Regions from separate parts of the Homo sapiens genome. Here all the other regions are linked to region 1. A link is a loop called in an ENCODE intact Hi-C map of the cell type or tissue named here. Cell type or tissue: PC-9. All regions are shown on one strand.

Region 1 (8,000 bases):
AAGCAGCAGATACAGGATGGAGAGGGAGAATTCCTCCTAAACCAATTCCGAATTCCTCCTAAACCAATGCTTGTGTTTTGGGAACTTATTTCCAGGCCTCCTGAGCCCTTCCCCTCCCACCTAGCCACTCTCATGTCTCCAGAAATGCCTTTAGCATTGCAAAGCACAGGTTTTGTGGGCACACTGGGAGTATGCTACGAACTTGCAAAGGTCCTGGGGCCAGATGAAATCACCAGAACCACCTTCCCCTACACCCATGCAGAGGGCATAGGAGAAACCTGCCTCACGTAGAGGAAGACACGAGTGGATTCATATGAATAACGTGACACTGGGCTGTCTAGTTAACTAGCTCTTTGAGCCTTAGTTTTTTCATTGACAACACAGAGATAACAAAATCTTTGTATCTTGAAAGAAACAATGTATGTTGTATGCTTAACAAAGCACCTGATACATCATAAAACTTGATAAATGCTAGCTGTTATTGCTAAGGATTAACTGAAAATGTCACTGTGTTAGGCAGTATGACCGCAGAATATAAGATGTAGTCCCTGACTTCCAGCGCTTGCAGAGGAGTCAACACTAACTCACCTTAAATGGCCAGCCATCAACTGGAGGCTCAGTTGTATGGTGTGATGGGGGTTTGGAGAAGGAGAGGTGCAGGCTGGGGATGCCACGGAGGTAAGCATTGAGGATGGTGGAGGTCTTGACAGATGCAAAGAAAGAAGAAACTTAATGGGAGCTATAACTGGCTCAGAGGAAAGGAGTGCTGTGGAAATGGGGTGTGTGACGCTCCAGAAGGAACAGGAGCTGCTGCTCACCTCACCTGATCTACTCTGTCTGAGACCCAGGATTTTTTTTTTTTTTTTTTTGAGATGGAGTCTCGCTCTGTCTCCCAGGCTGGAGTGCAGTGGCGCTATCTCGGCTCACTGCAACCTCTGCCTCCCGGGTCCACGGCATTCTCCTTCCTCAGCCTCCTGAGTAGCTGGGACAGGGTTTCACCGTGTTAGCCAGGATAGAGACCCAGGATCTTGTCTCAGTGGCGAGTCAGAGCCCCCTAAAGGAGTCATCTCATCCACCACCACCCAAGGGTTCTTCAAATCCTGAGCCTATAAACACAAGCACAGGAGTTGAAATCAAATCCACACTCTAGAATGAGAATCAGTTGTAGGTTTCCTTACAGTTACTTTGAACGTTATACATGGTAAACTGTAAATGATACCATGAGTTTTTAGTATGAATTGTTCATTCATTTCCAATATAAATTGATGAAAACCCTTAGCTGAGTATGGCGATAAGAATGACCTCTGCTCTGTTCTGATTTGTGTTTCTATTTATCTCTGGCTATCCAGTTCATATCTCCTCTGTGTCCAAAGTTATTCTTATTCTACAGGGGACTAAATTTGGATAAATGCTAAAACTAATCATGCATCAAAGCAAATTCTTCATTTTGGTGTAGCACTATAAGTTCAGAGTGTTTTTGCAATTATATCCCTAAGGAGTTTTCGCTTTCTGTAATAAGCTTTACAAAATATAAGCCCAGGATGAATTATTATCCCGGGAAGGATTTCTCCCTTTATTTGCCCAATTTTGTAGTACTGCTCTTTCTCCTTAATCAGGACACTTTTTCTCCAGTTACCTCTTTTCTGCCCCAAGTCACTAGCGAGAAATAAGAGTAAAGTTTAGTATTTTGTCCTTTTAATGGGAAAAGTCAATTCCAGATGGGACCCAACCAAGCTCAAAATAGTTCTCTTCTGGGCGGGAACGCAAATGCTACATTTCCTAGGTAATGTTATTGAAGCATGTCTGTCTTCATAAACACTTTGTAAAAAAAAAAAAAGTGTACAATGATAACATAATTATTATTAGGCATGTACCATTTCCAGAATTCACTGTAAGTTCTACAGAGATGCACCAGAGCTGTGGATACTTTAGCTGGTGGGGTTCGGGCAGCTGGGACTCACTGTTGCAATGGTCACAAATGCCCTAATCATTGAGTCCCAAATGTCTAGTTGAACTTAATGCTTAATAACATCTATCTACCCAGAGGGCAACAAAATGTTTGTTCCTGGCTTGCGAGGCCACTGATATTTTCATTTTTTTTTCCTACAGAACTATTGGCCTGAGGCCCCTGGAAACATTGCTTCATTGCTTGGCCTTATAAGAATTTACTTGACCTATTTTGTGGAAGCACATTTACCCCAGTCTTAAAGGTTTTTCCATGCAAAAGAGATAAATGAAAATTTTTACTGCTAAGTTTCATTCACCTGAGCCAATCACAGCTACTGAAATGACCAGGTTGGTAAATGCTGTTTTAATGGAAACAGGCTCTCCACAGGTCCAGATGGGGTAGGTCCATGCCTCAAAAATGAAAAATTCTCTTTTTAGCTCCTTAGCTGGATTACTGGGCAGGGCTACCATTTTGTGAGTAGCAGATAATTATTAACACATGAGACTCTCTCATTCGGACTGCACCCTTCAATGGCGTGATATCTGTGGTTACACAGAGCGTCCAGTCCTCCCATCTTGGTTTTTTAGTTATGTAAGTGAAAGAACAAAACTACCCAACTCCCACCTGCCCACAGGCTGAGGCTGAGGAGGACCCTAAGAACCTACCCCCTACAACATGGCATTTCAAAGTTAAGGGAGTCTAGCTTTTGTGTACTGAAGGGAATGTTCATTAAGAAATGAATGTCTTAGACATAGGCCCCTTTCCTATTCCTGGTTGGCCTAAAGATGCATAATTTGAAAAAAAAAAAAAAAAAAAACGGCTCGGGGGGTGGTTGGGGAGAAGTGACTTCAAAACACAAGAAATAACATTGCTTTGCCTAATAAAGTGACGTTTGAACTCCTCTGCTTGGCAAGTTAGGAAAATATCCCTTCCTTCCTAAAAATGGAGACAACTTTCTGGGAAAATAAACATTTATTGCTCAAAGGTCTGTGGGTTTGAGTCCACCTTCACCTGCATGTTTAGCCATGGGAAGATCTCTAAGACAGCCATACTAAGAGTGTACCTGCCTGCCCTGGATGCCAGGAGGCCTTGAAGTCCAAAGCCAGCAGGGCTCCCTCCCTCTCAGCCATGGACCCCGGGGTCTTGCAGTGATACAGGTGGTGGCTGATTGCATCTATGAAGCCATTGAGGAATTATTAGTGTGAATATTTCATTTGGAAATGCACTGCCTAGGAACAGGCATGGTCCTAGGATGAGTTCCTATGAGGTCCTAGGATGAGTTCCTTTGAGTGGAAGAGGTCTCCTAAATCTTGGGTGAAGAATGCCTGGGTGAGATAGGAAGGAGAGATACATTTTTTTCCCTCTCCCTATAAAGAGGCCTGGATTTGAGAGCAGGAAATAATGATTAGGAGTTGTGTGCATCCCAAAGCACCCTCCTGTGAAGGGAGCCTTAGAGATGGGTGTGGTGGGGCATGCTTGTAGTCCCAGCTACTAGGGAGGGTGAGGTGGGAACACTGATAGAGCCCAGGAGTTTGATGCCAGCCTGGGAGACATAGTGAGATCTTCCATCTCATTCAGGAAGGAAGGGAAGGAAGGGAAGGGAGGGAGGAAGGTAGGAAGGGAGGGAGGGAGGGAGGGAGGAAGGAAGGAAGGAAGGGAGGGAGGGAGGGAGGGAGGAAGGAAGGAAGGAAGGAAGGTTAGTTTTTCACCAAAATAAGAGGAAGTCATACTTAGCATAAAACTTTAATTTTTAACCTTCTGCTCTGTAGTGTCCTTAAATACCCAAAAGCTTCGGTGAAGCGTGCCGCACATCAGCCTGCAAGGCAGTGGGGTGAACAGGACGCTACAGGGTGGAGGGGGTATCTGTGTGAAGACTCAAGGGAGAGCTTCCAAGGGACCACTGGGACCCCAAAGGAAGCCCCTCTCTTCCTAGATACATCAGATGAAACAAACTCTTGAAAAGGTGAAAGGCAGCCGCTTTAATTACTTTGAAGTCCTCATGGAGTCCACAGCTACAGCTTTCAAAGGGGCAAAAAGGAACTAGTGTGCCGGCCGCAGGGTTTTGATGTGGTCCTCTTCCGCCACCTGTCGACAACATAGGCTCATTGCAGTTTCCTAATGTACCTACTTGCAACTGTTCAAGGTAGCATTTTCTCCATTCAAATTAAAATTGAGTCCACAGGGAAAATACTTATTCTTACAATTCTAGTTTAACTATTTTTTTGGTTCAACTAACCTTGATTTTTAGCTGTTAAAATAATAACATGGCCATGACAAGAAGGCAAAGTTCTGATATCTTTTTTCTTACGTTTGGTTAATGCTTTAGAATATATGGAGGCACTGAATAAGGTTTTCGTTGTTTCTCAGAAAACATTATCCCCTTAAAGGTGTTGAAGGCATTTTTGGAAAAGAAAGAGTGCACGAGTAACATTTGCAAACAGCAGAGTGGTAGTTTCTGCAGAATTAACATTGTGGAGCACCGTGGGAAATATATGTTTAGGTAGAACACAGAAGACTGTCCATGTTACATGGGCCTGCACATTCACTGGAAGACTGAGATGCATCAGAACAATTGTTCATATCCTTTGATTCCATAATCCAATTTCAAGAATTTTCTTGCAAGAAAAGAATTTAAAACATGAAAAATGTAATATGGATGGTATCTTCATAAGATTGTTTAATAGTCAACAATTGAAGAAAAGTTGAAGCTATGGCTCATTCAGAATATGGAATATTATAATTATTTTAACATGTAGTAATATGAAAACATGATGTCTAAGAAGATATAAAATATCTAACTAAAAATAGAAATATTTAATAAAGCTAGAAAAGAATACTAAAAATATTATAACTGAGTTACAGCGGTAGAGTTAAGGGTTTACAATGTTATATATACTAATGTTTTTGTTTTTCTAATTCCACAACAAATATAAAAATGCTTTATAGTAATACATTTAAATGGTACAGAAGCATATAGAGTAAGAGGTAGAAGATTCCATTACCTTCCTGTCTTTCTTCTCCCTGTTAATAGATTGGTGTAAGTGCTTCACATCTTTGTCCTTGGAGTTACACACACACACACACATGCACATGCATGCACACTTACACCCACACATGCATATATACATTATATATTATTTACAGGCATACCTCAGAGTTATTGTGGGTTTGATTCCCGACCCCCGCGAGAAAACAAATAATAAAATGAGTCACACAAATTTTTTGGTTTCCCAGTGCATATAAAAGTTATGTTTATACTATACTATAGTCCATTATATGTGCAAGAGCATTATGTCTAAAAACCAATTATATATGTTAATTTAAAAAATGGTTCATTGCTAAAAAACATGCTAATGATCATCTGAGCCTTCAGCGAGTTGTAATCTTGCTCGTTGAGGGCCTTGCCTTGATGGTGGTAGTTGCTGAAGGCTAGGGTGGCTGGTGCAATTTCTTAAAATAAGACAGCAATGAAGTTTGCCACATCAATTGACTCTTCTTTTCACAGAGGATTTCTCTGTAGCATGTGATACTCTTTGATAGCCTTTTAATCACAGTAGAATTTCTTTCAAAATTGGAGTCAATCCTCTCGAATCCTGCCACTGTTTTATTAACTAAGTTTATGTTATATTCTAAATCATTTGTTGTCATTTGGACAGTGTTTACAGCCTCTTCACCAGGAGTATATTCCATCTCAAGAAACCATTTTCCTTGTTCATCCATAAGAAACAACTCCTCATCTGTTAGTTTTGAGATTGCAGCAAGTCAGTCACATCTTCAGGATTTACTACTAATTCTAGTTCTTTTGCTATTTCAACCACACCTGCAGTTACTTCATACACTGAAGTCTTGAACCCCTCAAAGTCATCCAAGAGAGTTGGAATCAACTTCTTCCATACTCCTGTTAATGTTGATATTCTTACATCCTCCCCATGAATCAGAGATGTTCTTGGTAGCATCTAGAAAGGTGAATCCTTTCAGAAGGTTTTAAATTTACTTTGCCCAGGTCCATGAGAGGAATTACTATCAATGGCAGTTGTGGCCTTATGAAATGTATTTGTTAAATAATCAGGCTTAAAAGTTAAAATTACTTCTTGATCCATGGGCTGCAGAATGGATGTTGTGTTTGCAGGCATGAAACCTTAATCTCCTTGTATATCTCCATCACAGCACCAGAGTGACTTGGCACATTGTCAATGAACAATAATATTTAGAAAGAAATAATTTTTTTCTGAGTAGCAGGTCTCAACAGTGGGCTTAAAATATTTAGTAACGTATACTGAAAACAAGTGTATTACCTGAAAACAGGCTTTGTTGTTCCATTGATAGAGGACAGGCAGAATAATGTGACATAATTCTTAAGGGCTCTAGGTTCTTAGAATGGTAAATGAGCTTTAGTTCCAACTTAAAGTCACCAGCCGCATTAGCCCTGAGCAAAAGATTCACATTGTACTTTGAAGCCAGGCATTGACTTCTCCTCTCTAGCTATGAAAGTCCTAGCTGGCATCTTCTTCCAGTAGAAGGCTGTTTCATCTATATTGAAAATCTATTGTTCAGTATAGCCACTTTCATCAATGATCCTAACTAGATCTTCAGGATAACTTGCTACAGTTTCTACATCAGCACTTACTGCTTCACCTTGCACTTTTTTTTTTCAGCACAATTTTTTTTTTTAATTTCAATAGGTTTTTGGGGAACAGGTGGTGTTTGATTACATGAATAAGTTCTTTAGCGGTTTCTGAGATTTTGGTGCACCCATTCACTTGAGCAGTGTGCACTGTACCCAATGTGTAGTGTTTTGTCCCTCACCCTCCTCCCACCCTTTCCCCGAGTCTCCAAGGTCCACTTTATCATTCTTACGCCTTTGCATTCTCACAGCTTAGCTCCTGCTTATAAGCAAGAGCATACGATGTTTGGTTTTCCATTCTTGAGTAACTTCACTTAGAATAATGGTCTCCAGTTTCATCCAGGTTGCTGTGAATGCCACTATTTCATTTCTTTTTATTTTATTTATTTTTTATTATACTTTAAGTTATGCGGTACATGTGCAGAATGTGCAGGTCATGCCATGGTGGTTTGCTGCACCCATCAACTATCCCTCCCCTATCCACCCATCCCACAACAGGCCCCAGTGTGCGATGTTCCCCTCCCTGTGTCCATATGTTCTCATTGTTCCATTCCCACTTATGAGTGAGAACATGTGGTGTTTGGTTTTCTGTTCTTGTGTTAGTTTGCTGGAAATGGTGGTTTCCAGCTTCATCCATGTCACTGCAAAGGACATGAACTCATCATTTTTTGTGGCTGCATAGTATTCCATGGTGTATATGTGCTACATTTTCTTTATCCAGTCTATCATTGATGGGGATTTGGGTTGGTTCCAAGCCTTTGCTATTGTGAACAGTGCTACAATAAACATACGTGTGCATGTGTCTTTATAGCAGAATGATTTATAATCCTTTGGTTATATACCCAGTAATAGGATTGCTGGGTCAAATGGTATTTCTAGTTCTAGATCCTCAACCACAAAGGTTGAACTAATTTACACTCCCACTACCAGTGTAAAAGTGTTCCTATTTCTCTACATCCTCTCCAGCACCTGTTGTTTCCTGATGTTTTAAGGATTGCCATTCTAACTGGCATGAGATAGAATCTCATTGTGGTTTTGATTTGCATTTGTCTAATGACCAGTGATAATGAGCTTTTTTACATATGTCTGTGGGCCGCATTAATGTCTTCTTTTGAGAAGTGTCTGTTCATATCCTTTATCCACTTTTTGATGGGGTTGTTTTTTTCTTGTAAATTTGTTTAAGTTCTTTGTAGATTCTGGATATTAGCCCTTTGTCAGATAGGTAGATTGCAAAAATTTTCTCCCATTCTGTAGGTTGCCTGTTCACTCTGATGGTAGTTTCTTTTGCTGTGCAGATGCTCTTTAGTTTAATTAGATCCCATTTGTCAAATTTGGCTTTTGTTGCCATTGCTTTTGGTGTTTTAGTCATGAAGTCTTTGCCCATTCCTATGTCCTGAATGGTATTGCCTAGGTTTTCTTCTAGGGTTT
Region 2 (8,000 bases), 550 kb before region 1:
TGGGTTCCTTCCATTATTCATTCTTTATTCATTGACTCTTTCAGCAAATATTTAGTATATGCCTTACTTTTTATTACCAGGGTTATACTAGGCTCAGAGGGGCCCCCCCAAAATAAGGTACAGTCCCTGGCTTCAAATAATTTTCTGAACAGCAGATGTCCTTTAGTCAAATTGTTCTCTGTTTTCTTCTTTCCCCTATCCTTTTAATCTGGTTATTTTTATAGTTTTCTTTCATTGATCTTTTTTCTACTGAACGGATATAATCTCCTCAGACACAGAACAGCCTTGAACAATTGGGGTCTCTGAGGCCAAGGGAAAGAAAGTAAGAAAATGTTGAGGAGGGTGGTGGCTGGAATAACTCAAAACCCTGTTGCCTGCTATGACCCAGTGGGGCCTCGCTGTCCCGAGATGGAGGGAGCCTCAGAGGTGCCCTCTACAGGGCACAGGCCCACGCCAGCAGTGTTTTAGAGGAGCATCCAGGCTGTCCTGGGAGACCAGAGGCCTGAGCTCATGTCTTCCTAGGAAATCCTGGAATATTTGATCTGTCAGGGACCTTCACAGTTATCAGCTCTACAAACGTTGCATTTTAGAGATGAGGAAATGAAACTCTAGAAAGAAAAAGTGACTTAGAGATCAGACGTCTTTGGGCCACAGTGTCAAATCTGCTGAGGAGCTGGGACTCTGAGCCAAGGCTCCTGTCTTCCAGTTCTATCCAAGCTGCTGCCAGGGTCCTGCCTTCTTAAATATTCTTAAGCATTCATCTTAAAAGTACCATCAATATGTAATTTTAAATGCATTCTAGAAACAGAGTAAATATCCCTGAAAGGTTATATTGTGAAAAAACTGAAATGTGTGATATTCTCTATCAAATAATTTTCATCCTTGCCTTGGCCTTTGGTAATTAAGTTTTTCCCTTCCACATAACCTAAATAAGCTTGGTTTTGTCTGAAATAAGTATATTTTCCTTCATAAATACAAAATGTCAATATATGTTACCATCAATTACACTGTAAGGCTACAACTTGGGGACAGGTATGGTGGCTCAGAACTGTAATCCCAGCATTTTGGGAGGCCAAAGCAGGAGGATCACTTGAGCCCAGGAGTTGGAGACCAGCCTGGGCAACAGAGTGAGACTCTGTCTCTACAATTTTTTTTTTTTTTTTTTTTTTTTTGTGTGACAGAGTCTCACTCTGTTGCCCAGGCTGAAGTGTAGTGGCATGATGTCAGCTCACTGCAACCTCCACCTCCCGGATTCAAGAGATTCTCCTGCCTCAGCCTCCTGAGTAGCTGGGACTACAGCTAATTTTTCTATTTTTAGTAGAGATGGGTTTCACTATGTTGGCCAGGCTAGTCTCGAACTCCTGACCTTAGGTGATCCACCCACCTCAGCCTCCCAAAGTGCTGGGGTTACAGGCATGAGCCACTGCGCCCAGCCAAAAAAAATTAAAAATTAGCTGGGCATGGTGGCAAGTGCCTATAGTCCCACCTACTTGGGAGGCTGAGGTGGAAGAATCACTTGAGCCCTGGAGGTCAAGGCTGCAGTGAACTCATCACTACTGCACTCCAGCCTGGGCGACAGAGCGAGACCCTGTGTCAGCAAAACAAAAGACTATAAGTTGGTGTTGGACCACATTCCTCTTAGCCTCTGCTGTTGCTGCAGCATCACAGTCTCCTAGGAGAATTGCACTCTTTCCCCACCCCCCAGGGAAACAAAATAAAAGCCATTTGAAAAAAACATGGATTGGGTGGCTTTTTTTTCTTTTCTTTCGTGTGTGTGTGTGTGTGTGTGTGTGTACAGGTGCTTATTGCCAACTAATCACTGATGCATAGCAGCTGTGTAGCATAGCAGCTGTGGAGGGAACTGGAGGGGAACATGCACTGACTCAGTGCTTTTATCTTTGGGGCCAAGCCCACGTGAGGAGGAAAATGGCAGTTTGAGCACATGACAACCACCGAGGGAAGTGTTTTCACAGAGAGGCGGTAGCAGCCACACGTTCACTGGTCAGGTCTGCAGCTTCTGACAGACTGTGTGGGTTTGTTTTTGTCTCCTGTCCAGACTTGTGTTTGCTCAAACCAATTCTTGGTGCAAAGGGGCATCCATGATGCCTTTGTAAAAGCATTCGCCGAGGCCATGAAGAAGAACCTGCGCGTAGGTAATGGATTTGAGGAAGGAACTACTCAGGGCCCATTAATTAATGAAAAAGCGGTAGAAAAGGTAAGTATATTGTATTATTTGTGAAAGTAAATTTCATGGTTTCAATATGAAAAGCTTAATCAGCAAAAAACACTTTGGCTGGAGGGGTGGGGATAGAGAGGGGTGGGTTGACAGAATATTACAGCTAGACAGAAGGAATAAGCTCTGGTGTTCTACAGCACTGTAGAATGACTGTAATTAGCAACAATGTATTGTATATTTTCAAATAGCTATTATTAGAAGAGTAGATTTTGAACGTTCCCAGTATAAAGAAATGATCAATGTTTGAGGCGATAGATGTGCTAACTATCCTGATTAGAGTATAGAGTATGAGAGATCTACATCTATACATGGAATCGAATGGAATTTTCAATGATGTTTTCATACAAAAACCACAAAGGTTAAAATAAGTAAAAAATTAATAATAGCTAAAAAAAATGATGTTAAAAGGCAAAAAAAAAAAATGAAAACAAAAAAGTCATTTTGGTAAAGTGCCCAGCAAGCCTATTTTGTAAACAATGGAGAAACCTGAGAAAAGTGAATTCTGCCTACCAGTTATATGAATCGGGTTGTTGTCTGGTCATGAGCTGCTATAGCCCTGCCATTGCACCAAGTCCCCATGCGGTCTGTCACTGTAGCTCTTTACTGTCCTCCCTAAATTTTGTTATAGTGATGATAATTCTATCCCTCACTGCCTCAGCAATTAGGATCTTGAGACAAAGTTCATTCATCTTTTGGAACACCTATGGAATGGAAGACTGGCTTGGTTTTGAGATGGTTTGCGTTTCGGCTGTAATGCTGATGTTGTCCTGTTCTTTCTTCTCTTGATGACAAAATCCCTGTCTAAAACAGTCCTTCATGAAAGTATCCCAGCCGGGGGTGCAGAATCACAGATGCCGCGTTCAGGATTTAGAGATATTGAGGGGAAACTGCTTTTAGGAAAGATTTGTTTGTTTAAAAAAATGTTATAATCCATACTACTAGCTATATGAGACTTCTCTCCTTATTCTACTGTTTTAAAAAAATCCATTTTGGAGTCACAAGAAAGTTTCTTGTAATATCAAACATCCAGTTTTTTGTGTTTTTTTTTTTTTTTTTTGAGACGGCGTCTCGCTCTGTTGCCCAGGCTAGAGTATAGTGGTGAGTCTTGACTCACTGCAACCTCCGCCCCACTGAGTTCAATTGATTCTCCTGCCTCAGCCTCCCGAGTAGCTGGGGTTACAGGCACCCACCACCACGCCTGGCTACTTTTTGTATTTTTAGTAGTGCTGGGGTTTCACATGTTGGCCAGACTGCTCTCGAACTCCTGACCTCAGGTGATCCACCTGCCTCGGCCTCCCAAAGTGCTGGGATTACAGGCGTGAGCCACCATGCCTACCCAGAAATGGTTTTAACGGAATATTTTAAATCAGGAAGACAGTAGAAGCTGAAGATTGTGTGTGGGAAAGAAGGGAGGAGAGGTGGTCAGAGGGAGACACACAGTGGAGGCACAGCCAGCCCCTGGATGCAACTGAAGAACCAGAAGCAAGTGACAGCCAAGTCAGTACTCATCATGGGAAGCACAGCCCCACCGCTGTTCCTCAACCTCCTCAGAGCCTGAGAACCAAGCCCTGACTCCATGGCTGCCTCCACCCCGTGGGCAGTCAACTCAGCTGAACCCACATCCATTGCCTTGGGAAACCCAGGGAAGCCTCGAGGTTTGACAGAGCTCTGATAAATTTCTAGTTACTGTCTTGGGATTACTCTAGATAAAGAAAATACATTAAAATTTACATTGGAACCACCTGCATTTTAGAGGTGACTTTGGACCTTGGGGACAAGGCAGGGGTATTCACTTGTCTAGTGAAGGCAATTTGGGTCTAGGCCAGCTGTGGTTCAAGTCCTAGAGTGGTGGTCCTTAACTCACACCGTGCCTTTATCGACTACAGTTGCCTGGGACCCATCCAAGAAGACTAGGTGTTAATTTATGTGTAGTCAGCCTAGGCATTGGCATTTTCTAAGTGCCCCAGTATGATGCTAGTTTGCAGCCAGTCTGGGAAACCACTCTGTCTTGAAGATTTTTTTCCCCAAAGGGAAGACGCAGACATTGTCCTCCAGATGGTGCTGTACGCCAGGACTTCAAACAAGCAGACAGCGAGATTTCTTTTTTGCTGGAGAGAAATTTGGTGGAAACCACCTTGTTTAAAAACACTTCATTGTGTTGGCTTTAGTGTACATACTGTCATAGAGTGGGTTCTAGGAAAAAAACACTGCATCTCACATTAATATGACAAGAAAAGGGCAGAGCAGATTATATTTGGGGAGGAAGGGGGTATTTTTGTTAAGTAGAATTATTTTTATAATATAAAATTCATAGAAAGTAAGCCATCCTAGCCGATGGGGATTAGTTGCAGGTGATGCACTATGAGAGCATTGCAGGAGGGGCATGGATTTCAAAAGAGTCAGTCTCAAAGACAGAATGCACTCACACCTATATTTACCTTCCTGAAACCCTATAGAAAATTCAGCTGAGGGCCGGGCACAGTGGCTCACGCCTATAATCCCAGCATTTGGGAAGCTGAGGCGGGTGGGTCACTTGAGGTCAGGAGTTTGAGACCAGCCTGACCAACACAGTGAAACCCTATCTCTAAAAAAAAAAAAAAAGAAAAGAAAAATTAGCCAGGTGTGGTGGCAAGCACCTGTAGTCCCAGCTACTCAGGAGGCGGGGGCAAGAGAATCTCTTGAACCCACGAGGCGGAGGTTGCAGTGAGCAGAGATCGCACCAGTGCACCCCAGCCCAGCCTGAGCAACAAAACAGAAGTCAAAACAGAAGTCAAAATAGATGGGTCTACCCAGGGGAACCCTGCAGAGGAAATTGGTGCCATTTTAAACGACAGAGCCTTTCTAGAATTGGTGGCTACAGAAAGTAGGAATAGGAGGAGGGGAGGAGATGAAGCTGGTTGATTCTACTTCTGCACAATTTTCTGGGTCATTCCCACCATCCCTTCTCACCACGACCACCACCAAGACACATGAGACAGCAGAGGCATTTGTTCTGGGCAGGACAGCTTTTCTGAAGAAATATAGTAGGTATCTAGGCAGACTACAGCTTCAAGAGCGAGGCTAGGTACCTCAGGGTAGGGCTCTCTCGACTTTGCCTTTTGGGGAAGGGAGCTGCCCTTATGTGAAGCCTGCAAGTTAGAATAAACCCAAGCTTAAAACAGCAAAGACCACTCATGCCACACATCCCCAAATTGATCAACCCAGTCCTTGTGTGTGTGTGTGTCCCCCAAACACACTGCTGGAGCTGAGAAGGAGCTGACCAGGTTAGTTTCGACAACTCAGTCCTTCATTCAGAAAGATGAACAACCAAGGATCATGATGGGAAAACCACCAGCACATAAGAGGAAAGGTCAGGAAGAACAAACAGAATAGTCCCTGAAGGAAGCAGATAAATTAGGGAACTGGAAGGAAATTTTCTAAAAATCTCATAGTGTCCTGCAAGAGTTTTGGGAAGATAGTACATCTGTAAACTGTTAATAAGAAGTATGTTCTAGGCTTAAAGTATAATAATAATAAAAAAAGAAGTATGTTCTAGGAAATGAAGCAATGAAAACAAAGAGTCTGTAGAAATTAGACATATGACTGTCACAAGATTCGGTACCTGAAGTAGATGATAAAATTTCGGAGATCTTATGGAGTTTAAAGCAAACTATAGAGAGGCAAAAAATATAATAGAAATGCAAAAAAAAATCAGAACTAATCTGAACTCCTGTTAATACCCGTCCAGTAGTAGGAGTTCTGGAGTGAAATAATTGGGAAAATGGAGGAAGTGACATTACCAAGTAAATAATAGATGGAAACTTCTCAGAGTTAGGGGAAAATAATTATTCTGCAGATTGAAAGATTTCACTGCTTACCAAGTAGGATGAATGAAAAGGGAATATATATATATCTTCTCTATATATATATATTCTATATATATATATCTTCTATATATATATTCTATATATATATCTACTATATATATATTCTATATATATCTACTATATATTCTATATATATATCTAATATATATATATGTGTGTGTGTATATATATATATATATATATATATATATATATAGTATTGCTAAAATTTTAGAATATCAGAGCATAGAAGATCCTAGGAGATTTCAGAGAGGAAAAAGCTATCAAGAAGAAAAAGGGTGAGAACCATTTTTGGCTCAAACTTCCTCAGCAACACCGGAAGTGGAGAAGTGCACTCAAAGTTCTGAAAGTTATTTTGTATCAGAATTCTGTACTCAAGCAAATTATCAATCAGGTGGAGTACAAAACACCAGAAACTTGGTGTATGAAAATTCAGAAACTAGACCACATCCAGTGCATCTTTTTTAAAACAACTACTTGGCCAGGCCTCGTGGCTCACTCCTGTAATCCCAGCACTTTGGGAGGCCAAGGCGGGTGAATCACGAGGTCAGGAGTTCGAGACCAGCCTGGCCAAGATGATGAAACCCTGTCTCTTCTAAAAATACAAAAATTAGCCGGGCGCGGTGGTGGGTGCCTATAATCCTAGCTACTCGGGAGGCTGAGGCAGGAGAATCGCTTGAACCTGGGAGGCAGAGGTTGCAGTGAGCCAAGGTCATGCCACTGCACTCCAGCCTGGGTGACAGAGCGAGATTCCATCTCAAAAACAAATAAATAAATAACAACTACTTGAGATTATGTGTGTCAGAAAGCAACAAAAACTCAGTTCAGGAAATAGGACAACATGGGATCCAAGAAGCTAGAAATAACCGCAGAATGCAATGAAAGCAAATCCAAGCAAACGGCTGAGCCGCAGGCCTAGAAAGAAGCGAATATATATTAGACCATTCAACAAATAGGAAGATCAAACAGCTAGAAGATATCAAAGACCAAGGAGGAAGGTGGCACTCTTGCTTCTGAATCTCTGCAAATGTGGTTCCTTCTACAAAAGGAAACCAGCATGCTTTATTGTTAACCTACTTTTTTTGAAAAAGAAAAAAAAATGGAACTAGTTATAGTTTTCTGCAGTTTAAACATTCTAAAAGATTGTATCATGTGGAAAGCTTTTTTTCTTCCTCATTACACAGGTGGAGAAACAGGTGAATGATGCCGTTTCTAAAGGTGCCACCGTTGTGACAGGTGGAAAACGACACCAACTTGGAAAAAATTTCTTTGAGCCTACCCTGCTGTGCAATGTCACCCAGGACATGCTGTGCACTCATGAAGAGACTTTCGGGCCTCTGGCACCAGTTATCAAGTAAGATCCTCCAGCCAGCGGGGAGATGGGAGGAAGAATAGAAGAGAACATAGGAAACCCTGAAAGAGATTCCTGGGCTGCTTTGAGGTCTGGCCAGGAGGCAGACAGTTGTGTTGAGTCCATTGAAGAGCAGAGTGCAATTTATGGGTTTTTAAAAAAATCATAACTTATTTGGACCATAAAATTTATCAAATTCTATTTTTTTTTTCTTTTTGAGATGGAGTTTCACTGTGTTGCCCAGGCTGCAGTGCAATGGTGCGATCTTGGCTCACTGCAACCTCTGCCTCCTTGGTTAAAGCAATTCTCCTGCCTCAGCCTCCAGAGTAGCTAGGACTACAGGCACCCACCACCATACCAGGCTAATTTTTTGTATTTTTAGTAGAGATGGGGTTTCACCATGTTGGCCAGGCTGGTCTCGAACTCCTGACCTCAGGTAGTCCTGCGTTGGCCTTCCAAAGTGCTGGGATTATGGGAGTGAACCACCATGCCTGGCCTCAAATTCTTTAATTTACTTTTTCTTACTTTCTGCTGAACTCTTTTTTTT
Region 3 (8,000 bases), 790 kb before region 1:
TCCTGGAGGCAAAAGGGTCTAGGAGAGGAAGGAGGATAAAAATAATAGCTAACAATCATTGGGTTCTTAATATGTACCAGGTATTCTATAAAATTGTATTCACTCAATCCTCATGCTAGCCCTAGTTACTAGCTCACTAGCCTCATGCTAGTGAGATAGACACTACTATTACCACGTCACTGTAGAGATCAGCAAGTGGGGTTTAGAGGATAAATCTTGTGTAAGATCCTGTAGCCAGTCAGGGGCAGAGCAGCTGCCTCCAAAACCACTGTAAATCCACTGCCTTAACAATCCTCTCACTCCTGCACCTTTCTGCAGAACCAGCCAGTGTCTATTGGATGAGAAATGGTGACTTCCCCTACAGTGATCAATTAATCTACAAATACCTTCGTAACAAGTTGTCGCTATGGGTGTATAGATGTCATCCTACAAGCAGCCATACACTCTGCTTGTAGAAATTCTCCAATATTAACGAGTCTGTTGGTGACCACCATGGTCTCTAAGAATCGCAAATCCAGAGCCACACACAGACTCAAGAGGCTCACGACCACATGTCCCCACTTGTTCCTGAGGGAGCTGCGCAGCTGCTTGCCCCTACTCCCACAAGGCAGCCTGGGTGATCACACCTTCCATGGTTATCTCTGGTCCCCATGTGTCTCTCACAATGAAGACCCTGTGGCTGCCAAAAGTGGGCTCCTCCACACAAAAGGGAGGTTGAGTTTCGGTGGCTTTTATCACTGGCCCAGTACAGCTCCTGGGGAGCCACATAGCAGCCACTACATTGGGGGCTACTGCAAGGAACAGCTGTGCTGATACTGAGCCACTGCTACAGCAAGAAACTCCCTCTTGCCAGGCATGGTAGCTCCAGCCTGTAGTCCCAGCTACCTAGGAGGCAGAGGTGGGAGGATCATTTGAGGTCAGGAGTTTGAGGCCAGCCTAAGCATAGTCCCAGCTACCTAGGGGGCAAAGGTGGGAGGATCACTGGAGGTCAGGAGTTTGAGGCCAGACTAAGCAACATAGCAGGACCCTCCATCTCTAAAATTAACAATTAAAAAAATCAGCCTGGCGTGCTGGTACATGCCTGTAGCCCCAGCTACTCAAGAGGCTGACACAGGAGGATCACTTGAACCCATGAGTTTGAGATTGCAGTGTGCTGTGATCACACCACTGTACTCCAGCCTGGGCAACAAAGTGAGACCCCATCTCTAACAAAAAGAAAAAAGAGAAAAAGAACAAGAAACTCCCTTACTAAGGCAGCCTTGGCTCTCAGATGCTCAGGTGCTAAACTTACCTGAGAGTATGTGGTGAGAGGCTGCAGGTAGTGGAAAGAATGCAAGTTTTAGAAACCCCAGATACATGGCTGAGAGCTACTGCTCTGCCACTGAACACAGGGACCATGCCTTAACTAACTCTTAATTTCTCTAAGCCTCAGTTTCCTCATCATTTGAGTGGAGTTAATGTACTTGCCTTTAGGTCTAGCATGAGGATGCAATGATAAGGCTTATGGAGTGACTAGTACAGTGCGTGATGTATGGTGTTTGTTTAATAAGTATTAGAATGCTGTCTTCAAGAGCAGAGAGTTAATATTTTTCTTAAAAATCATATCAAACTCACACCGTATTGAGTGTAATCTTTATGCAACATCTGTACTATGCTTGTGTCTGAAAGTAAATGTAGTAATATTAAATAAACAAATCTGCCTAGAAAACTATTATAACTGTTCATTTTAAGCATTTATATATTCAGTCATCCAGAAGCATTTAAATGGATTTAGCCATCATCCAATTAGGAATGGAAAAATTCACAGCCTTACAAATGAAGTTATTTATGCTATTTTGTCATAGCCTACAAGTAAATGAATTATGCATAGGTTTATTAACAGTATGAAAACTTGTCCAAATCTATAACACTTTTTGTGTAATTTAATTTCCTATTCCAACTGCAATTTAAACATACAGTTTCCATTTAATTATTATGGTCACTGCAACCAGGGGTTTTTTTTTTTTTTCTTTTCTTTGAGGATTCTTTCTTGAGAAACTTAAGCTCTGCCATAAACTGTCTGGCAGAAGAAATATACGATTATAGCAGAAGTTCCAAAAGCATCAGCCAAGTCTCATAGTCCCTTTTATTCTCAATGGAGTCTTTCATCCCAAGATTTTAAAATTTTATTTATTTTTTTTTAGATGGAATCTCACTCTGTCATCCAGGCTGGAGTAAAGTGGTGCAATCTCGGCTCACTGCAACCTCCGCCACCTAGGTTCAAGAGATTCTCCTACCTCAGCCTCCCAAGTAGCTGGGATTATAGGTGCACACCACCACACCCAGGTAAATTTTTTTGAATTTTTAGTAGAGACAGGGTTTCACCATGTTGACCAGGCTGATCTTGAACTCCTGACCTCAGGTGATCCACCCACCTCAGCCTCCCAAAGTGCTGGGATTTACATGTGTGAGCCACTGCACATGGTCGATTTTAAAAATTTAAAAGCTTTAGATGAGAAGATCAACCTTTCACACGCCGTTAGCAAGCTTACTAGAATGTTCTGAGATGCTGTTGAACTTGCAAGGACTGGAATGGAACCCAATGAATGGGAAACCCTGTAGCTCAGCAGGATCATTTTCTGCAGTTCTCTGGGGAAAGCATTACTCACAAAGGGGCACGACAAGGGAGACGCAGAAGCCCCACTCTGGAGTGCGTGTCTTTCTAAGTCACCACTCTTGTTTATGAATAGACAGGAAAGTTCCGATTTATCAAATTTCTGATAAAGACACTCGAAAAAGGGTAATTTTGGAGTATCAAGAAAGACTAATTGATTCAAATCACTACATAATGCATAGATTTTGCAGTTGACACTCATGCATTCAATTATTGAGTAATAACTACTTTCCAGGAACTTTGTGAGTAAAAAGTAAACTAAACTAAGACAGGAAAGAATTGTTTTGTAATTAGAAAATTTAAAATAATTGAAATGCTTTTTTTTTTTTTAAAGATAGGCTCTTGCTATGTTCCCCAGGCTGGCCTCAAATTCCTGGACTCAAGCAATCCTCCTACCTCAGCCTCCTCAATAGCTGGGATTACAAGCATGTGTCACTGCACCCAGCTAAATGCTTTTAAGAAAAAAAAAAAAAAAAAAAAAAGGAGGGTGAAGGGGGAGAAGAGAAAAAAGTTGATTCATCTAAAGTGTTCATGTGAAAATACATAATACACTATATATATAAATTATATACACATATAATTCATATATTTGTTTTACACAATTACATAAATTATACATAGTTAGAGAGGGGAAAGGACAAAGGGAGAGAGGGAGCTTTTTCTTTCTGTAAGGCTTCCACATGTGACTTGTAACTCAAATACATAGATAGTCATTGCTATTGGCAGAGCATAAGAGATAGGGGAGTTTTGCTATCTCATACAGCTATCCCAGAAATAAAACGATATCACTGGGTGTCCCTTACATGCTACATATACATTAACACAAATACTTAACAAATTTATAGATAAGTATTATTATCACCATTTTATAGATAAATAAATTAACTTTCTAAGGGTCTGATTTTTCTACTACACTGAAACTTTCTAATGTCCAAAGCACTAAAAACTCCTATTACATAGTATGGTTCCCTAAAACAGCCATCCCAGAAGTAACAAATTATGGCTTTTTCTCAAAGTGGAAGAAATCAAGAAGCAGCCTAATTTGACAGGGTGTCCTATGCAAAAACTAGACCCCTTGAGATACTCCAACCACTGTCCTGCCCTTTGTCTCACATGCATATCAGTATATCCAAAAGGAATACCAAATCTCTGGCTCAAACAAACAAAAAGCCTAAAACAGCCTCCAATCATCCCTCACTCTACCAAGATTGGGATATTTTTTGTTTTGTTTTTTTTTGAGACTCTCACCCTACTGCCCAGGCTAGAGTGCAGTGGTGCTATCTTGGCTCACTGCAACCTCCGCCTCCCAGGTTCAAGTGATTCTCTTGCCTCAGCCTCCTGATTAGCTGGGATTACAGGCACCCGCCACCACACCTGGCTAATTTTTGTATTTTTAGTAGAGAAGGGGTTTCACCATGTTGGCCAGGCTGCTCTCAAACTCCTGACCTCAAATGATCCTCCCCACTTGGCATCCCAAAGTGCTGGGATTACAGGCGTGAGCCACCACACCTGGCCAAGATTGGGATACTTCTTAAACAGTTCCCTAGGCTCTTTCCAACTAGATCCAACCAACTCAGGTTTTTTTCATTAGCATAAAAACTCATTTCCAGTCCCCATGAAAATGTGCCAAAAACATATAGACCAAAAAACATCAAATTTAAAATAATTTCGTGAGAGGTTTGCCTCAGTGAGCAGCCTTCACGATGTATTTCATGGGTGCACCCAGAGACATTATAAGCTGGGGGTGGGGGGTAGGGACTAGACGGGGACTGCACCTGACATTTCTCTCATCTGCATATCTGGTGATGACAAGAGTAAGAAGCCCTTTTACCTATACCAGCCTCAGTTTCCCCCATGGCAAAATGGAGTTTTGGAGTATAAGGAATTCATCTTAATATGTGTATAACTTGCTTCACAGTGACATTGTGATACTTGAATAATAACGAAATTTTTTTGTCAAAACCGTAGAAATCATAATATTTGATCCTGTAAACTACTGACCATAAGATGTATAAGCCAAATGGTAATAAGGACAACAAAAGATCATTTAGTCGTTGGCTTTCACTTTCAAATACTTTCCTAATTTTTTCGTCTTTTCCGATAGAGGGTGCTATGATTCTACATGGTGTCACCTTGTCACTAGAAAACAGCCTTCTGCAGATGGGTTTATTCTTCAAGCTCAGCGAATTTAAGATAATTTATTTACATCTTCCTTTTGTTTTTAAGGCTAGAATCACAACTTAAAATTTTTCTCAACATGCTAATTTCTGTGACTCCCGCAGCACTGAGGCTATAAAAGGAATGACTTCTGGTCTGTCTTGCTTTGCACAAGGCATTCCCCAGGCTCCCTGACCAACTCAGTTACGCACCAGCAGGGGTCCCTGTGTACACTATGGCAGCTGCTTTCTCTCTTTCTCTCTCAAGCTCTACCAGTCCCTCATCCACACTCCCTTCTATATGCAAAAGAGCAATTCCTAGAAAGCCATGTAGGGAAAAATAAATTTCTAAAACTCTAGTTCTGTGTCCCCTTTGATTTGCATCATGAATTTAGGGTGCTTTCCCCATGGATTTTGCAGTGGTTCCTACAGCCAGAAGCTAAGCTCTCCCCACACAGTCCCCTTCACTCACACCCCTCCTCGCAGTGCCAGGCAGCTAATGATCTATAAAATGCATGCATTCTCCTGGGAACCAATTCATTAAAGGAAAGGAGTAAATTAATCCTGTTAAAAATCGAGCTTGTGACTTTGGATTTACTGGCATAGGAAGTTCTGTGTGGCTCAATGCCAAACATTCACACACTGCCTAAGCCGAGTTTGTGAGAACCTACCAGGCACTGGGCACTGTGCCAGGGGTTATTCTCCTCTACTCAAACGTGACCTCCTGAAAGAGGCCTTTCCAACCACCCAGCTGAAATAGCACCCTCTCTCACTTCCTCTTCCCATGTCTTCATGTATTTTTATTCATGTTTATCCCTGGTGTATATCACACGTATTGTGCATTTGTTTCTGGAATGTAACCTCCGTGCATTTAGTACTTCAGAATCTCTGGGCCCTGAAGCACCAGAACAGTCCCAGGACATCATATGAACTCAATAAATAGTTGTTGGATCAGCGAATCAGTCAATGACAATATACTCAAAGAAGAGTTATAATAGATGTCCGCCCCCACTGCGGCCACCTAGCGGACTCACCTATATCACATACCTGTACGTGTCCCACTGCCTCCTGCTTCTATTCTTGCCCCAAACCATTTCTCTAGAGATACCACAGCCAGAATGAGCACTTAAAAATGTAAAGCAGGCCAGGCGTGGTGGCTCACGCCTCTCATCCCAACACTTTGAGAGGCCGAGGCAGGTGGATCATGAGGTCAGGAGTTCAAGACCAGCCTTGCCAAGATGGTGAAACCCCGTCTCTACTAAAAAAAAAAATACAAAAATTAGCCAGGCATGGTGGCGGGCGCCTGTAATCCCAGCTACTCGGGAGGCTGAGGCAGGGAATTGCTTGAACCCGTGGGGCAGAGGTTGCAGTGAGCCGAGATCATGCCACTGCACTCCAGCCTGGGCAACAGAGTGAGACTCTGTCTCAAAAAAAAAAAAAAAAAAATTTTTTTTGAAGCAAATTATATCACTCCCTCCCTATAACCCTCAAATGGCACCCCATCAAGAAATAAAATCCAAACTCTTTGCATGCCTATATGATTGAGCCCTGCCTGCCTCTCCGATTTCATTCACGGCCTTCTTTCTGCCCTCCTCACATGCCAGGCTCTTTAGCAAGGGCCTGTGTGACTTTGTTTCCTCTGCCTTGGATGCTCTTCTTCCCCGGCCTCATCCCTGGCACAATTGGCTGTGTTAGATATCATTAAGGTCTCAGTTTCAGACAATTTTATATAAATCAATGCCCTGCTACATTTTATTTTCCCCATAGCATTTATCACCATTTGAAACTATTTGTACATTTGTTTACTAGTTGATCGTCTGTCTACTCCCATTCATCCCATCCATACCCTCCCCCCCACACACACATACATGCACACACACACACTAGAATGAAAGCACCATAAATCTAAGTCCTCATCTATCTACCACTATACGCTCAGTGCCTACAGTTCCTGGCACTTAGTAGGAGCTCAGTGAGTATGTTTGGAATGGATGACGGATGGAGTGGATGAATACAGGGTGCTACGGGAACACTGTGGAAAGAGGGACAAACTCTGCTATCATTTTATTTTTCTAAGTCATAGCATGGAACTACGTTTGACAACTTTGCTTTCTATGGGATGCAAATATACCTTATAACTGAGTCTTTGCTTAACGTCACTTCCTCCATGAGGCCTCCCCTGACACACCTATCTAAATGTGTTTTTCTTTTATTGTCTTTCATATTACTGTGCACTTTTCTTTCATTTTTATACTTCATAAGTATCCATTGATTAATGGAATCGCTTGTTTCACTTTTGTCTACTCAAGTAGACCACGAGTATCAGAGAGAGCATCAGATCTTTGCGCTCATTGCTGTATCCCTGGGGCTTACTACTGTGCCATACACCTGGAAAATTCAATCATCAGATGAATTGATGTGATGACATTGATGTATCACAGTATTCACAGCACAGTCTAAAAAACTTACAAATGAGCAAGAAATAAAAATTGCATGTGTGTACCTACACATGCATTTTAAAGCAGGAAATGCTCTACACATTTTTAATTAAAATTTTAGTTTTTCAAATTTCAGAATACTAAACATATCATTCCAAAGTTCAGTCACTGTGAATACAAAGAGTTGGGTCATGACTTTGGTCCTGACATCGACTTTCCCTGTGACTTGGGATCAATTTATTGATCAATTTATTCAATTACAATCGGTCTCTGTAATCATTCCTCTAGCTGCACTGTGAGAATTAATAAGCTAATATCTATACAGTACACAGAAGGGATTCTGCTACAAAGTCCTAAAGAAAAACAAAAAAAGCAAAATACAATTTCCAATCCCTAAATTCATGAGTTTTATTTAGCTTTATAGTTGCTCTGATATTGTTTTCACCTCCTGAAATATTCTTCTCACTCCTCTTTGACCCCGCACCTGTGAAGTTAGGTTGCCTCAAGCCTGGGCCCTCTGTAATTCTCACCGCACCATCTTCCTCTAGGAGCCCCTCATCCATTCTCTCACTTGGCAGCACCAGTGAGACCTGCTCTGTTCAAGCTGTGCTGGGTGATGAAGTACCACAGTGATGCTACGTCTGCTGTTCAACTAGGACCATTACATGGTTGTTCAAATCTACAACTCAGGCCAGGTGCGGTGGCTCACACATGTAATCCTAACACTTTGCGAGGCCAAGGCAGGCCGATCGC

What was found. Peaks named below come from ENCODE experiments on the same cell type or tissue, not always from the same donor. Only the 100,000 strongest peaks of a DNase experiment are listed, where the experiment ranks them.
Region 2: a loop joins it to region 1, with 25 times the contacts of the local background. A loop is called at or near these places in 4 of 110 quality-filtered maps.
Region 3: it touches region 1 in a loop (12-fold over the local background); 4 of 110 quality-filtered maps call a loop at or near these places.

The regions. Positions count from the first base shown.
Region 1 is chr6:25,066,928-25,074,927 of GRCh38, forward strand. No RefSeq gene overlaps it. Among named protein-coding and RNA genes, the nearest start is that of RIPOR2, 130 kb to the left of the region's middle. In PC-9, CTCF peaks have their summits at 4,040 and 4,251; a DNase peak (open chromatin) is centred at 4,014.
Region 2 is chr6:24,520,711-24,528,710 of GRCh38, forward strand. ALDH5A1 (aldehyde dehydrogenase 5 family member A1) reads left to right here. Exons shown (of 10, transcript NM_001080.3): 7 at 2,057-2,215; 8 at 7,287-7,456. Among named protein-coding and RNA genes, the nearest start is that of ALDH5A1, 30 kb to the left of the region's middle. RefSeq lists silencers at 325-374, 1,744-1,793. In PC-9, CTCF peaks have their summits at 437 (motif pointing left), 639, 4,273 (motif pointing right) and 4,476; no DNase peak of the experiment used is centred here.
Region 3 is chr6:24,278,375-24,286,374 of GRCh38, forward strand. All of the region lies in intron 6 of DCDC2 (doublecortin domain containing 2), which reads right to left. Among named protein-coding and RNA genes, the nearest start is that of KAAG1, 75 kb to the right of the region's middle. In PC-9, CTCF peaks have their summits at 4,891 and 5,090; a DNase peak (open chromatin) is centred at 5,027; H3K4me3 peaks cover 325 bases.